2 separate regions of the Homo sapiens genome follow, and region 2 is linked to region 1. The links are chromatin contacts, found by Hi-C or POLR2A ChIA-PET in ENCODE. All regions are on one chromosome and are shown on one strand. The core of a region is the stretch at or near the end of the contact, and the rest is flanking DNA. Distances in the headings are between cores, read along the strand shown. Region 1 overlaps TCEA3 (transcription elongation factor A3). Region 2 overlaps MDS2 (myelodysplastic syndrome 2 translocation associated).

What was found. A loop is a pair of places that touch in the nucleus more often than their neighbours do. ChIA-PET counts read pairs that join two places held with the same protein, here RNA polymerase II (POLR2A). Pooled maps may share reads with other maps.
Region 2: a pooled map shows a loop between it and region 1 (2.2-fold over the local background). The contact joins two enhancer-like sites. A Hi-C loop is called at or near these places in 2 of 50 pooled maps. POLR2A ChIA-PET finds 5 or more read pairs at or near these places in 3 of 52 experiments (IMR-90, WTC11 and activated CD4-positive, alpha-beta T cell).

What each region holds. Positions count from the first base shown.
Region 1 is chr1:23,400,310-23,406,818 of GRCh38, forward strand. All of the region lies in intron 5 of TCEA3 (transcription elongation factor A3), which reads right to left. Among named protein-coding and RNA genes, the nearest start is that of TCEA3, 21 kb to the right of the region's middle. RefSeq lists an enhancer at 3,721-3,770. Within about 2 kb of position 2,807, at least 31 of the 41 ENCODE cell types and tissues checked have a DNase peak (open chromatin) inside an H3K27ac peak, as active enhancers do.
Region 2 is chr1:23,632,177-23,638,685 of GRCh38, forward strand. The region is part of intron 4 of MDS2 (myelodysplastic syndrome 2 translocation associated); the gene reads left to right. Among named protein-coding and RNA genes, the nearest start is that of MDS2, 8.1 kb to the left of the region's middle. Within about 2 kb of position 2,940, at least 22 of the 41 ENCODE cell types and tissues checked have a DNase peak (open chromatin) inside an H3K27ac peak, as active enhancers do.

The sequences.
Region 1 (6,509 bases), core at 1,557-4,056:
ATCCTCCTGCCTCAGCCTCCCAAGTAGCTAGGACTGACTACAGGCAGATGCCGCCACACCAGGCTTTTTTTTTTTTTTTGTAGAAATGGGGGTCTCAATATGTTGCTCAGGCTGGACTCAAACTCCTGGCCTCAAGTGATCCATTCGCCTTGGCCTCCCAATGTGCTGAGATTACAGGCATGAGCCACTGTGCCTGGCAAGACTTTGTGATAGTTGCACAACTCCCTCCCTCCCAAGATGTTTTTGCACTATTCTTTAGGGTAGGAGCCAGGAAGTCAGGAAGTCTCTGTCTTCATTCCTCTGCTCTTCTCACCTCCTTTTTCAATAACCCATCAGAATCTGCCAGCCAGCCCCTATATCTCTGTTGAGAAAAAAGTGGACTCATCAGAGTTGAAAAAATTAAGGTCCCCTCCTGGAGTGAAATTAAGACCCACTCGAGGGTCTTACCAAACTGAGCCCTTGTGGAAGCGCCCAGAGAGCTGCTGCATTTCCTCACTCCAGGAGGCACCATTTACATTAGTAGCTTGGTACCTCCTGTAATTATACAGTGCACAGCCTGGGCAGCTGCGCCAGGCAGCCTTGGGGCCTGGATCCACAGCTGCTTCTCATGTTCACTTTCAGGCTGTGGACATGCTACTTCCTTTCAGGAAGAAGAGGATTCTGGACTTCTGACAAAGTCTCTCAGGCCCAGGGAGTTGTGTCTGAGAGTGAGGCTAACTGAGTAGCCCAGGCTTCTCAGGATCAACAACCTGGAGTTACCAGAGAATCCCATCCAACATCCTGCTGGGCACAGCTCAGTGTGGACTCTGCTGGTGACCTCCCTGTCCCCCACCTCTTGCTGTTTGGCCTGACCTTGGATCTCCTCTTTCACCCCAGACCCCTGGACCTTTGGGATTTTTGCATTCTCTAGAGACTTGAGGTTCCTCAAAAGTGCCTCCATGCATACCGGTGAGGTGGGCTGGGGATGGTAAACTCTGTTCTTGTAAGGTTTACATTTTGAATTTCTAAAAATTTTGTCCAAAGGGATTCATTTCCTAGCTTTTATTTATTTTTAATGCAGTTTGAAACTTACTGTCCTAGATTAATCTAGCCTTAATTCTACCCGACCCTGCCTGACAACTGGGTTGCCTGGCAGCATGGTGGAGGGACAGGGAAGCTGAGATCCAAGCAGATTTCTCCTGGAGTCAGATTGCAGCAGGAGGTTTGGGTGAGGAAAGGCTGGACAGGGCGTGAACTCGCGGGGCTGTTGGCATCCAAAACGGATGTTCCTGCCCCCAAGCCTGATCCTGGTCACAGGGTTCCCACCTGAACAGTCACAATAGCCCCAAAACTGGTTTCCCTGTGTCCTCTTCCCCCACTATAATCCATTTGCCAAAGAGCCGCCAGAGGGACTTTTCAAAAATTCACAGCGGATCAAGTCACTCCCCTGCCTCTAACCCTCCAACACAGGGGTTCCCACCCCCTGGGGCCACGGACTGGTACCAGTCTGTGGCCTGTTAGGAACCGGGCCACACATCAGGAGGTGGGCCCTGTTGTGAACTGCGCATGTGAGGGATCTAGGTTGCACGCTCCTTACGAGAATCTAATGCCTGATGATCAGAGGTGGAACAGTTTCGTCTTGAAACCATCCCCTACAAACCCTGGTCCATGGAAAAACCGTCTTCTATGAAACCAGTCCCTGGTGCCAAAAAGGTTGGGGACTGGTGGTGTAACAGCTTCCAATTATTTTTAGCATAAAGTAAAACTCCTGGCCGGGTGCAGTGGCTCATGCCTAAAGTCCCAGCACTTTGGCAGATCGAGGTGGGAGGATCACTTTGGTCAGGAGTTTGAGACCAGCCTGGCCAACATGGCGAAACACTGTCTGTACTAAACATATAAAAATTAGCTGGGTATGGTGGCGCATGCCTGTAATCCCAGCTACTCAAAAGGCTGAGGCACAAGAATCGCTTGAACCCGGGAGGTGGAGGCTGTAGTGAGCTGAGATCATGCCATTGCACATCAGCCTGAGTGACCGAGTGAGACTGTGTTTCCAAAAAAACAAACAAAAACAAAACCAAAAGCTCACCACAGCCTCCCAGCCCCTGCACGTCCTGCCCCTACCCACTTTCTGATGTAATCTCATGCCATGCTCTCCGCATGGTTTACGGAAGGCCTCCACAGCACTGCTTCTTTCTGTTCCTTAAACATACCCATCCCTCCCACTGCCGGGCCTTTGCACAGGCTGGTCTTCCTTCCTGGAATGCTCTTCCTCCTCCAGGTCTCAGCTCGCATGAGGGAGGCCTTCCCTCACCACCTCAGCTGAGGCTGATGGTCCCCGCCCTGTAATTCTCTAGCACATCACCTGATTTCTCGCTTTTACAGCACTTATCCAAGTGTATGATTAGCTTGTTTATGTGTTTATAAACATCGTCTGCCTCCATCTCCAGATTACAGGCTCCAGAGTATTGGGACCCTGTCACGGGTTCACCACTGCATTCCAGCTCCTGTAACAGTGCTCTAGGTGGACACTTGATACATCATTGCTAAATGGATGGATAAATGAATAAATGAATGAATACATGATGAATTGAGGAACTGACCACAGAGAGATGAAAGGCACACCCAGAGGGTCCCCCAGGGCTGAAATGTGGAAAGAGGAAGGTCCTCTTTGGAAGGACAGTGGCCCCACTCTCTGGGCCTAAGAGAGGGATCTCTCTCTCTGGGAGTACGAGAGGGATCTCTCTCAAAGCCAGCCTCTGTCAACTCCCAGGACCCAGGCAACGCCATCTCCTGCAGCTGGGATGGTGTCTCGCTGACCTGTGCGTGCCATTGCACATTCTCAACAGCTATGACTCACCACAGGAAAACTGTCAGGGGAGCCTGCAGCATGCTGCTTTGAAGGAGCCCCAACGAATGACAGTAATAATGGTGGTCGTTTTTGAAACGACTGCACTGAGTTGGTTTACTTATTAAGAACCTAGTCTCTGGAGCCAAACTCCCAGGTTCACAGCCTGAGACCAACACTTTGTAGCTATGTGACCTTGGGTGAGTTCCTTAACCCCTAGGTGCCTCAGTTTTTTTCACACGTAAAATCGGAATAATAATAGTACCCATCTTATGGGGCAGATGAAAGCAACTAAGTGACAAAGTATTAGGCAGTTTACATAGATAACCAGGTTTCATATGAGTATTATTACAAAGTATTATGTATTTATTGAGCATTTACATGGTTTGGGAACAGTGCTGGGTATTTCATTACCTCATTTAATCCTCACAATGACCTTGAAAGGGGTTCATAATTGTCTCCATTTTACAGATCAGTAGACTGAAGCTCAGAGAGCTGAACTGAATTATCCATCCAAGTTACTGCCCCAAGTTATCCATCCAACTAGCAAAGGGTATAGTCAGACCACGAACCTGCCTGTCGCCCTTCCAAATTCTTTTCAACACATCAACTGTGTCTTTAAAAGAGAGGTTTCCAGAGTCCTCCTACCTGAGCAAGACTAGGCTGTTTGGAGCATTTCTTCCCACCTTCCTGGCAGGGCACACCCAGCCCTGGTCCCGCCTCCCCGGTTAGGAGCTGGCTGGCTGGCTGGAATTCGTGTCTGGGCAGCATTTCAGGCAGCCACACTCATTTTGCTTTCAATGCACACGCCTGGGAACTGAGCCAAACTGCAGAGAGGGCATCATCGGCCGGGGTGGGAGGTTGGATTTATCAACAGCTTCCTTCTGCTCCCCGGATGTGCCCGCACCGCACCAGTCCTTAGAAAATCCTCCTGCCCCAGGTCTGAGTAGAGGCATCTGGAGGCCGGGCCCGCTGCTTCTGTGCGCCACCTCGAGGGCATTTCAGTTACTGCATCAGCGAGCATGCTCTGCAAATGGCAAATCATTCTGATAGCCAGGTAAAAGGACAACTGAGAACAGTCAACTTTCTCCCCTGTCAACATGGTATCCTCCGTGGTCTGCTTCCTGGTACTCCAGCTACAGTTCCCAGAGCATCGTGCTCACTCCCACTTCCACACCTTTGGGTGTGCCATTTCTTTCTGCTTGAAATGACTCTCCTGACTCGCCTCCCAAACTCCTCCTATTGACTTTCCATTCTCAGCTCAAATACTTTCTCTTCCACGAAGCCTCCTTTGACTTTTATAGTCATATTGAGACATGCTTCCTATGTTCCCACGGTGTTTTATACCTACCCCTTTCTAAAAACATGCATTTTGGTGTCTGCCTCTGCACTCATGGTTAGCCCTAAGAAGGGAGAGGTGATGAGTTTCAACCTTTGCCTGGCCTTACAGGTCAAAAATGGGTGAGCTACAAATATGTTTTGTCTCCCTATTGTGTCTTAGAAAAATGTGAATATGTTGCTGATACTGAAAACTGGGAGTTTTGGCCAGGCGCGGTGGCTCACACCTGTAATCCCAGCACTTTGGGTGGTTGAGGCAGGAGGATTTCTTGAGCCCAGGAGTTCGAGACCAGCCTGGGCAACAAAGTGAGACTCTGTCTCTACAAAAAAAAAATTTTTTTTAAGTTAGCTGGGTGTGGTGGTGTGCACCTGTGGTCCTAGCTACACGGGAGGCTGGAGCAGGAGGATTGCTTGAGCCCAGGAGGTTGAGGCTGCAGTGAGCCCTGTTTATACCACTGCACTCCAGCCTGGGTGAGATCCTGTCTCAGAAAAGGTGGTGTCGGGGAGTTCCATATGAAAATCTAGGTGTCTGGCTTTTCTTTAAAAAATTGGAAGACATGGCACCCTGGACCTGCATTTCCCCAAAGCAACAATCAGCTGCAGTGGGGTAGTGGCTGCCCCCTTCAGACAGGCACATACTTTCTAGTTTGCCATGATCTCCACTAGTCACCCCGTGTATGCATGTGCTCTTGATCCCCAGAGAATGTTGAATTTGCAAGGAAGTGCTCAATAGATGTGCTTGCCAAATCAATGAATGGATGAAAGAACGGAAGAGAAAAATGAAATAGAGAAGTAAATCATGCAGGAAACAGTCTGGGTAGGAGACAAATTAATGAGATTTGCTGCCTGGCACGGTGGCTCACACCTGTAATACCAGCACTTTGGGGGGCCGAAGAGGGTGGATCACAAGGTCAAGAGATCGAGACCATCCTGGCCAACATGGTAAAACCCCGTCTCTACTAAAAATACAAAAAATTAGGTGGGCATGGTGGCACATGCCTGTAGTCCCAGCTACTTTGGAGGCTGAGGCAGGAGAATCACTTGAATCCGGGAGATGGAAGTTGCACTGAGCCGAGATCGTGCCACTGCACTCCAGCCTGGCAACAGAGCGAGACTTCATCTCAAAAAAAAAAAAAAATTAATGAGACTTCCTTGTGTCCCTTTTGGTTTCCTACCCTCAGTACTGAACCAGCAGGAAATGGCACAGCTTCTGGAAGGACAAACAGATTCTGTTTGACTGACCTTCAGAGAAAGAATGCATTAGGGGAGGGAGCCAGGAGATTTCAAGACCATGAAGACAAAGTCAGGAGAGGAGTCTGGAGGCTCAAATCCTTACATGAATGTCGAGTGTTTTGATTACAGCATCAAACCTAGAATGTCATTAGTGACCAGTGTTTCATCTGGGGATAGGATGACGCTTCATTATCCAGGAAAGTCCTTCACTCTCCGGGGCACTTGGCATCTCTGGTTCCTGCCACGAAATGTCAGGAGTATCCCCCTCCTTCTCACCTTACCCCTACTTTGGCCCAAGTCATAGTGACAACCATAAACGCCTCCACACATTTCTAAATGACCCCTGCTGAGATCCACTGGTCTAGAACCAGGATGACACTGGAACCACCATTTCTAGGCCTGACCCACATCAGACATTGCTAATTGACTACAGAACTTTTTCTACAGCCTCAGACTCCCTCTCCAATCAGCACTCCAGATAGCTTCCATGCATCAGCTGGAGCTGGCTGCCATGTTGGAGGTGTGCAATACAGCCTAGGCCCGTTGAATCTTCATAAAACCTTAAACAACCTAATTTTTGTGTCTCTAATTTTCTTTCCAATGGCAATCTTACTGATACATTAGGCTTAAAATAATTCTGCAGCTCTCACACCTACTCTCCCAGAGGCCAACACCCTTATCATCCCACCAAGGTGCCCCAAAACCCAATGTGGCCCATGGACCCTAATCGTTCTCCTTGATCTGCTGCTTGGCCACTTCCTGGCCTGGCCTGCTCTCCTTGGCCCTGTTTCTCCTGCTCTGACCTCTGACCACTCTCTTGGACCACACTTCACACCCACTCCTTTATCCACAATCTTTCCTTGGTGCCCTCATCCAGGTTCTTCAGATGTCAGTTACACACTAATGACTCTACAATTTTTGTTTTGTTTTGTTTTGTTGTGTTGTGTTTTGTTTTGTTTTGAGATGGAGTCTCGTTCCATCCCCCAGACTGGAGTGCAATGGCGCAATCTCAGCTCATGGCAACCTCCGCCTCCCGGGTTCAAGTGATTCTTTTGCCTCAGCCTCCTGCCACCACGCCCACTAACTGTTGTATTTTTAGTGCAGACGGGGTTTT
Region 2 (6,509 bases), core at 1,690-4,189, 230 kb after region 1:
ACAGACTGTAGAGTATTAACCCATTTTTGAAAAAAAATGTATATATGTTGCCCACCCATAGAAAAAACTGGAAATATCCATGCCAAAATGTTAGCAGTGGTATTCTTTGGAAAATGGAATGACAGGTGTTTTCCCTCCCTTCCTTTTGCTTATTTATATGTCATAAATCAGTTTTATCCAGTAGAACTTTCTGGGATGATGGAAATGTTCTCTATCTGCCTTGTTCAATATTATCATAGCCATTAGCCACATACAGAATACTTCACATATGGCTAGTTGGCCAGGCCCTGTGGCTCATGCCTGTAATCCCAGCACTTTGGGAGGTCCAGGTGGGCAGATCACTTGAGCCCAGGGGTTTGAGACCAGCCAGGGCAACATAGCAAAACCCTATCTCTATAAAAAAATACAAAAATTAGCTGGGTGTGGTGGTGTGTGACTGTAGTCCCAGCTACTTGGGAGGCGGAGGTGGGAGGATTGCCTGAGCCCAGGAGGTTGAGGCTGCAGTGAGCCATGATTGCACCACTGCACTCCAGCCTGGGCAACAGAGCAAGACCCTGCCTCAAAATAAAATAAATAAATGTGGCTAGTGAGACTGAAAAATGAAATTTTTATTGTATTTAATTCTAATTAATTTAAACTTAAGTGGCCACATGTGGCTAGTGGTTACTGCATTGGACAGCATAGTTCTCAAATGTTTACGAAGAACACACATATTGGCTTTGCAAAGAGGGAAAAGAGAGCTTTTCTTCCTTTTTTTTCCCTTGTGTGTTTATTTGTTCTGCCCTGGCTTCTTGAAGAGCTCCTCTGAAATCCCAGGGAGAGGCAGTGAATGCAAGGGCTTTGCAAACTGTTAAGTGCTGTACTCAGGAGATGCTGCTGTATGAGACTCTTTTTCCCCTTGCCTGGAACCCTTTTTCTCCTCTCCTCATGGGCTCCCAGCTAAGGTAGAGCCCTGACCAGAGAAAGCATCTTTGGGTGGTCTCTCAAGGGGGAACAGGGTATCCTGGGGTCTGGCCCCTGCAGCTAAGGCCCTCTCCTGAAAAGACTTTCCAGAAGGCATTCATTCACTCATGTATTCATTCAACAACCATTACTAACCATTCTCCTTCTCACCAGTCACTGCACTAGGCCCTGGGTACAGTGGCGTGGCTTAAAATCTAGGCTTTGGGAGGTATGGAGTGGTAACTGACAGGGCTGGGACACAGAAGGCCAGCTCAGCCACCCGTGGGCATGCCCCTTAATTTTCCTAAACCTCTATTTTTCTCTTCTGTAAAAGCAGGAAAATAGTGACACTGTCTTGCCAATCCCCTAGGGTCAATCAGGGCTGAGAAAGTTAATTACAGAGGCCTGCAGAGATATTCGTGATCAAAGAATATGCCTTCCTGGGAGAATAAGCGGGTAGTGACAGCCAGCTCCAATGCCCATGTAGATATTATTATTAATAATATTTTATCAGCCAGGCGCGGTGGCTCACGCCTGTAATCCCAGCACTTTGAGAGGCCGAGGCAGGCAGATTACGAGGTCAGGAGATCGAGACCATCCTGGCTAACAGAGTGAAACCTCATCTCTACTAAAAATACAAAAAATTAGCCAGGCGTGGTGGCAGGCGCCAGTGGTCCCAGCTACTCGAGAGGCTGAGGAAGGAGAATGGCGTGATCCCAGGAGGCGGAGCTTGCAATGAGCCAAAATCGAGCCACTGCACTCCAGCCTGGGCGACAGAGCAAGACTCCGTCTCAAAAAAAAAAAAAAAAAAAAAATTAGCCGGGCGTGGTGGCACACGCCTGTAGTCCCAGCTACTTGAGAGGCTGAGAATTGCTTCAACTTGAGAAGTGGAGGTTGCAGTGAGCCAAGATTGCACCACTGCACTCCAGCCTGGGTGACAGAGCAAGACTCCGTCTCAAAAATAAATAAATAAAATAATAATAATAATATTTTATCACAACACATCACAGTTTCTTTAAGAGTAGTTAAAATATCAACCTTAAGGAAACCAGGAAAAGGGTGTTATCATTCATCCATACAGCATTTGTTGATTCCCACTGAAGTTCCAGGCCAAGGTGGGGTAGGGGATCAGTCTGGGAATGGGGACCTGACATGCGAGAAAGACACATAAGGAAATATTCCCTTTTTATTCATTCACTCCTCTGGCATATGCCAACCCTCTGGGGACATAATGAAAGACATCCACAGCCTTGCTCTCAGGAAGCTTTTAAAGGAAGTGGGGAGGCAGATATTCCTCAAATAGCCATTCAACTGCATATTATAAACGGTGATAAGGGTTAAGGAGAGGAAGTACAGAGTGCTATGAAGACATCATGGGGGACCTTGATGTACTTGGTGGTGGGAGGGTCAGAGATGGCATCTCTGGGGAGGTCAGCATCTAAAGGAGTTGAATAAGGACTGATAGGGTGGGGAAAGAGGGTCCAGGAGGCAGAAACAGCATGTGCCAAGGCCCTGAGCTGGGAGAGGGCAGGGTGCTTGTGAGGCCAGTGTGGCTGGAACCCAGCTGGCAAAGGAAGGGGTGCGTTATGCAGCTGAGGCTCTAGTGGACCATACTTAGGAGCCAGTGAAGGCTTCAGGGAAGGACAGTGAGGACAGCTGTCCATTCTGGATGGAACACTGGAGGGGCAGAGTGGGCGAGGCATGGGCACAATGGCAGCTGGTGCCAGGGAGGCAGCAATGGGGTGGAGAGAAGGGGAGAGTGGGTGCGTAATGAGCGCGATGGCAGCCTGTGTCAGGGAGACAGCAGGGGGTTGAGAGAAGGGGAGAAATTTGAGGGCTGCTTGGGAGGTAAGTGGGGCAAGACGTGGGGTTGGATTGGCCCTGGGAGAGGTGGCACGAGAGGTCCCAGTGGGTAAGCTCTGTGACCCAGGAAGGGCTGGCTAAATCTGACCTGGGGAAGGCCTCCCAGATGGAGCACATCTCCCCGGTATCGTGAAATAGGTTGCAGCACCCCTAGTGGAGAAAAAGGGGAAAGACAGTCTATCCCTGGCGAGCAGAAATTCAGCTGGGAGTTGTCAGTGAAACGAAACTAACATTGAGTATGGACCGTGTACCAAGCCCTTTCTAAGTGCTTTACCTTCATCACCTCATTTAATCCTCCCAACAACTCTACAAGGTCGATGCTATTATCACTCTCATTTTACAGATGAGGAAGCTGAGGCTCAGAGAGGTGCTGCCACTGGGATGCGGACTCCAGGAAGCCTGACCCCGTCCTGCCTTTTAATCACGGCATCATACTGCTCTTGTGGTTTGGGATGATTAGAACCTGAGAGAGTTGGAGAGGGGAAGGAGCGGGTTGAGTCTGAGCCTAAGAAATGGGCTGGGACCAAATCCCGGGGGGCTGCTGGTGTTAGACTTGGGGGTGTTGACATCATTGCAGATGAGTGGGTAGCACATTCTTAGGGAGAGGGTGGTGGGATCACGTGTGCTTTTCTGAGAAGTCACTCTGGGATGGGGCAGAGAAGAAGTAAAAAAAAAAAAAAAAAACAGAAAAAAAAACAGAGGAGAGACAGTGAGGCAGGGCATGGGTGAGTACAAGGCCAGGGCAGCAGGGCTCTGGGAAGGGTGAACACCAGGCAGACAGTTCCAAGGTAGATCTAACAGGTGACTAGGTGGTGGGAGGTGAGGGGTGAACAATCAAATGTGGGTAAAGGGTCACGTTGGTTTTATTCATTCACTCAGCAAACTTTTTTTTTTTTTTTTTTTTTAGATGGAGTCTTGCTCCGTGGCCCAGGCTGGAGAGCAGTGGCGCCATCTCAGCTCGCTGCAACCTCCACCTCCCGGGTTCAAGCGATTCTCCTGCCTCAGCCTCCCAAGTAGCTGGGATTACAGGCACGCGCCACCATGCCCGGCTAATTTTTGTTATTTTTTCATAGAGATGGGTTTTCACCATGTTGGCCAGGCTGGTCTCGAACACCTGACCTCAAGTGATCTGCCCACCTCAGCCTCCCAAAGTGTTGAGATTACAGGTGTGAGCCATGTGCCTAGCCCACTTAGCAAACCTTTATTGAGCACCTACTATGTGCCAGGTCTCGAACAAAGTGCTAAGAACATAGAGAAAAAGGATGGGATTGCTGGCCAAGAAGGGACATGGGAGAGGAGAAGGGAAGGGAAGACAGTGATGGATCCGGCTGGGGATGTACTGAGTTGGCGGGGCAGGGGACAGCCAAGGGGCAACAGCCAAGGGGCAGCTGAACACATGGTCTGAGACTCAGGAAAGAGGTAGAATTTGAGATGCAGGATTTTAAAAATCAAATCTCGAGCACAACTTGGTAAACTTACTGAAAATCATTGACTTGTACCCTTAAAGTGAGTGAATTGTATGATCTATAAGTAATACCTGGATAAAGTTTTCAAAATACAATTAGGGAAAAACCCAAGAAGTCTCAAAGTTCCTAGGAAATCATGAAACAAGGAGGAAGAGAACATTCCAGTCAGAGGGCAGAGGGTGTGAGTGAAACCTGGAGGCCTGGCTGGAGTGGGCACGAGGTGTGGCTGAAACCAGGGGTGCTTAGCGGGGATAGACGGAGCTGCAGCCTCGCCCTTGAGTGGGTTGTACCAGTCATGTCACTGAGCACTGACGCTGCGCTCTGCATCCTGGAGAAAATCAATCTTCCAACAACCCCAGAAGAAGGGATGCCAGATGAGGAAACTGAGGTTCAGAGAGGTTAAGTAGCTTACCCAGTCACATTGCTATTAAGGAGGTATATATATATATATATATTTATATGGAGACGGAGTCTTGCTCTGTCGCCCAGGCTGGAGTGCAGTGGCTGGATCTCAGTTCACTGCAAGCTCCTCCTCCCAGATTCACGCCATTCTCCTGCCTCAGCCTTGCGAGTAGCTGGGACTACAGGCGCCCACCACCACGCCCGGCTAATTTTTTGTATTTTTAGTAGAGACGGGGTTTCACCTGTTAGCTAGGATGGTCTTGATCTCCTGACCTTGTGATCCACCGGCCTTGGCCTCCCAAAGTGCTGGGATTACAGGCGTGAGCCACCGCACCTGGCTTTTTTTTTTTTTTTTTTTTTTTTGGAGTCTCGCTTTGTCACCCAGGCTGGAGTGCAGTGGCACAATCTCGGCTCACTGCAACCTCTGCTTCCCGGGTTCAAGCAATTCTCGTGCCTCAGCCTCCTGAGTAGCTGAGATTACAGGTGCCCGCCACCAGGCCGGGCTAATTTTTGTATTTTTAGTAGAGATAGGGCTTCAGCCTGTTGGCCGGGCTGGTCTTGAACTCCTGACCTCATGACCCACCCACCTCGGCCTCCCAAAGTGCTGGGATTACAGGCATGAGCCACCGCGCGCAGCTTAAGGGGGTAGAATCTGAGATCCATCAGCTCTAGAGTTTGGGATCTTGAGTAACAGTTTCGCCACGTTTAACAAATGTCCGGGGCCTGGAACGGAGACACTGGCGCTTCTATCGCGCCATCTGCTGGCCAAAACGTAGAGCTCAACTGGCGACGGAAAGGCGTTGGTTCCCAGGCTTGACAGGATTCCCTTCTGCCCTCTTCTCAACTGTTTCTCCCAACAGCCCTGAGTGGGTGGTAGGCAGGAATTGTCCAGCCTCATCTTACCAATGAGGAGACCAAGGCTTGGAGAGAAGAGGCGACTTCTCAAAGATGATCCAGAGGAGTAAAGGAGGCCCCGGGATTCAAACCCCCCTCCGTGAGGTGCTCTCCACCTCCCGCTGTCCTCAGTGTGGACTTAGATCCCAGAGCATCTTCACCCCTCTGAGGGGGTGAGGCCAGTCCCCTCCCTGGCTGGCTTGCAGACAGCGACCCAGGTTCAGGTAGCGGCCTAACCCACCCAGCTCTGTCTCTGTGGGGGTGGTTTGACCTGATGCAGGTTTGAGCCTGTATCAGGCTCTGTGGGGGGTTAGGGCAGGGTTCTCAAGGCTGAGCAGAAAGCTTCCACCCCACCCCTCCACTGGGGACTCCAAGCAGGTGACATTTCTGTTTGGGGAGCTGGCTGCCCCTTCCCTGTCCCCAGCCCTTCAGGAATTCTGGGTCTCAGGCTCTGGAAGGAGGGAGAGGAGAGAGAGAGGAGGCCCAGGCAGAAGTGGGGAGACAGTAGGCTGGGAGAAGGAGGGGCATGGGGGTGGGGCCAGAGCAAGGCCACAGCGAATGATAGTGACAGCAACCGTGCTAAGAAGAGCTGCCACTGTGGAGGGACAGGCGCTGCAAAGGTGCTTTACGGGAATTATGAGCCTTAACCTTCTCTGTGGCCCTGAGAGGCAGGGAGGATCATGACCCTCACTGACAGTGGAGGAGCAGTATCCAGGAGCTTGAGTAATGTGCCCAGGGTCACATGGCCAGTGAATATGAAGCCAGAATCACAACCCAGGGAGTTGTGACTCCCAGAAGGAGGGGACTGATGGGAAGCAGAGTGAAGGAGCAAAGGACTGATGGGGTGGCCATCAGGCTGGGAGTGGGGGACAAAGACGTCCAGCTGCCTGGCCGTCCCATGGCTGTCATCGTGTGTACGAGTGTGTATGTGTGCCAGGGAGA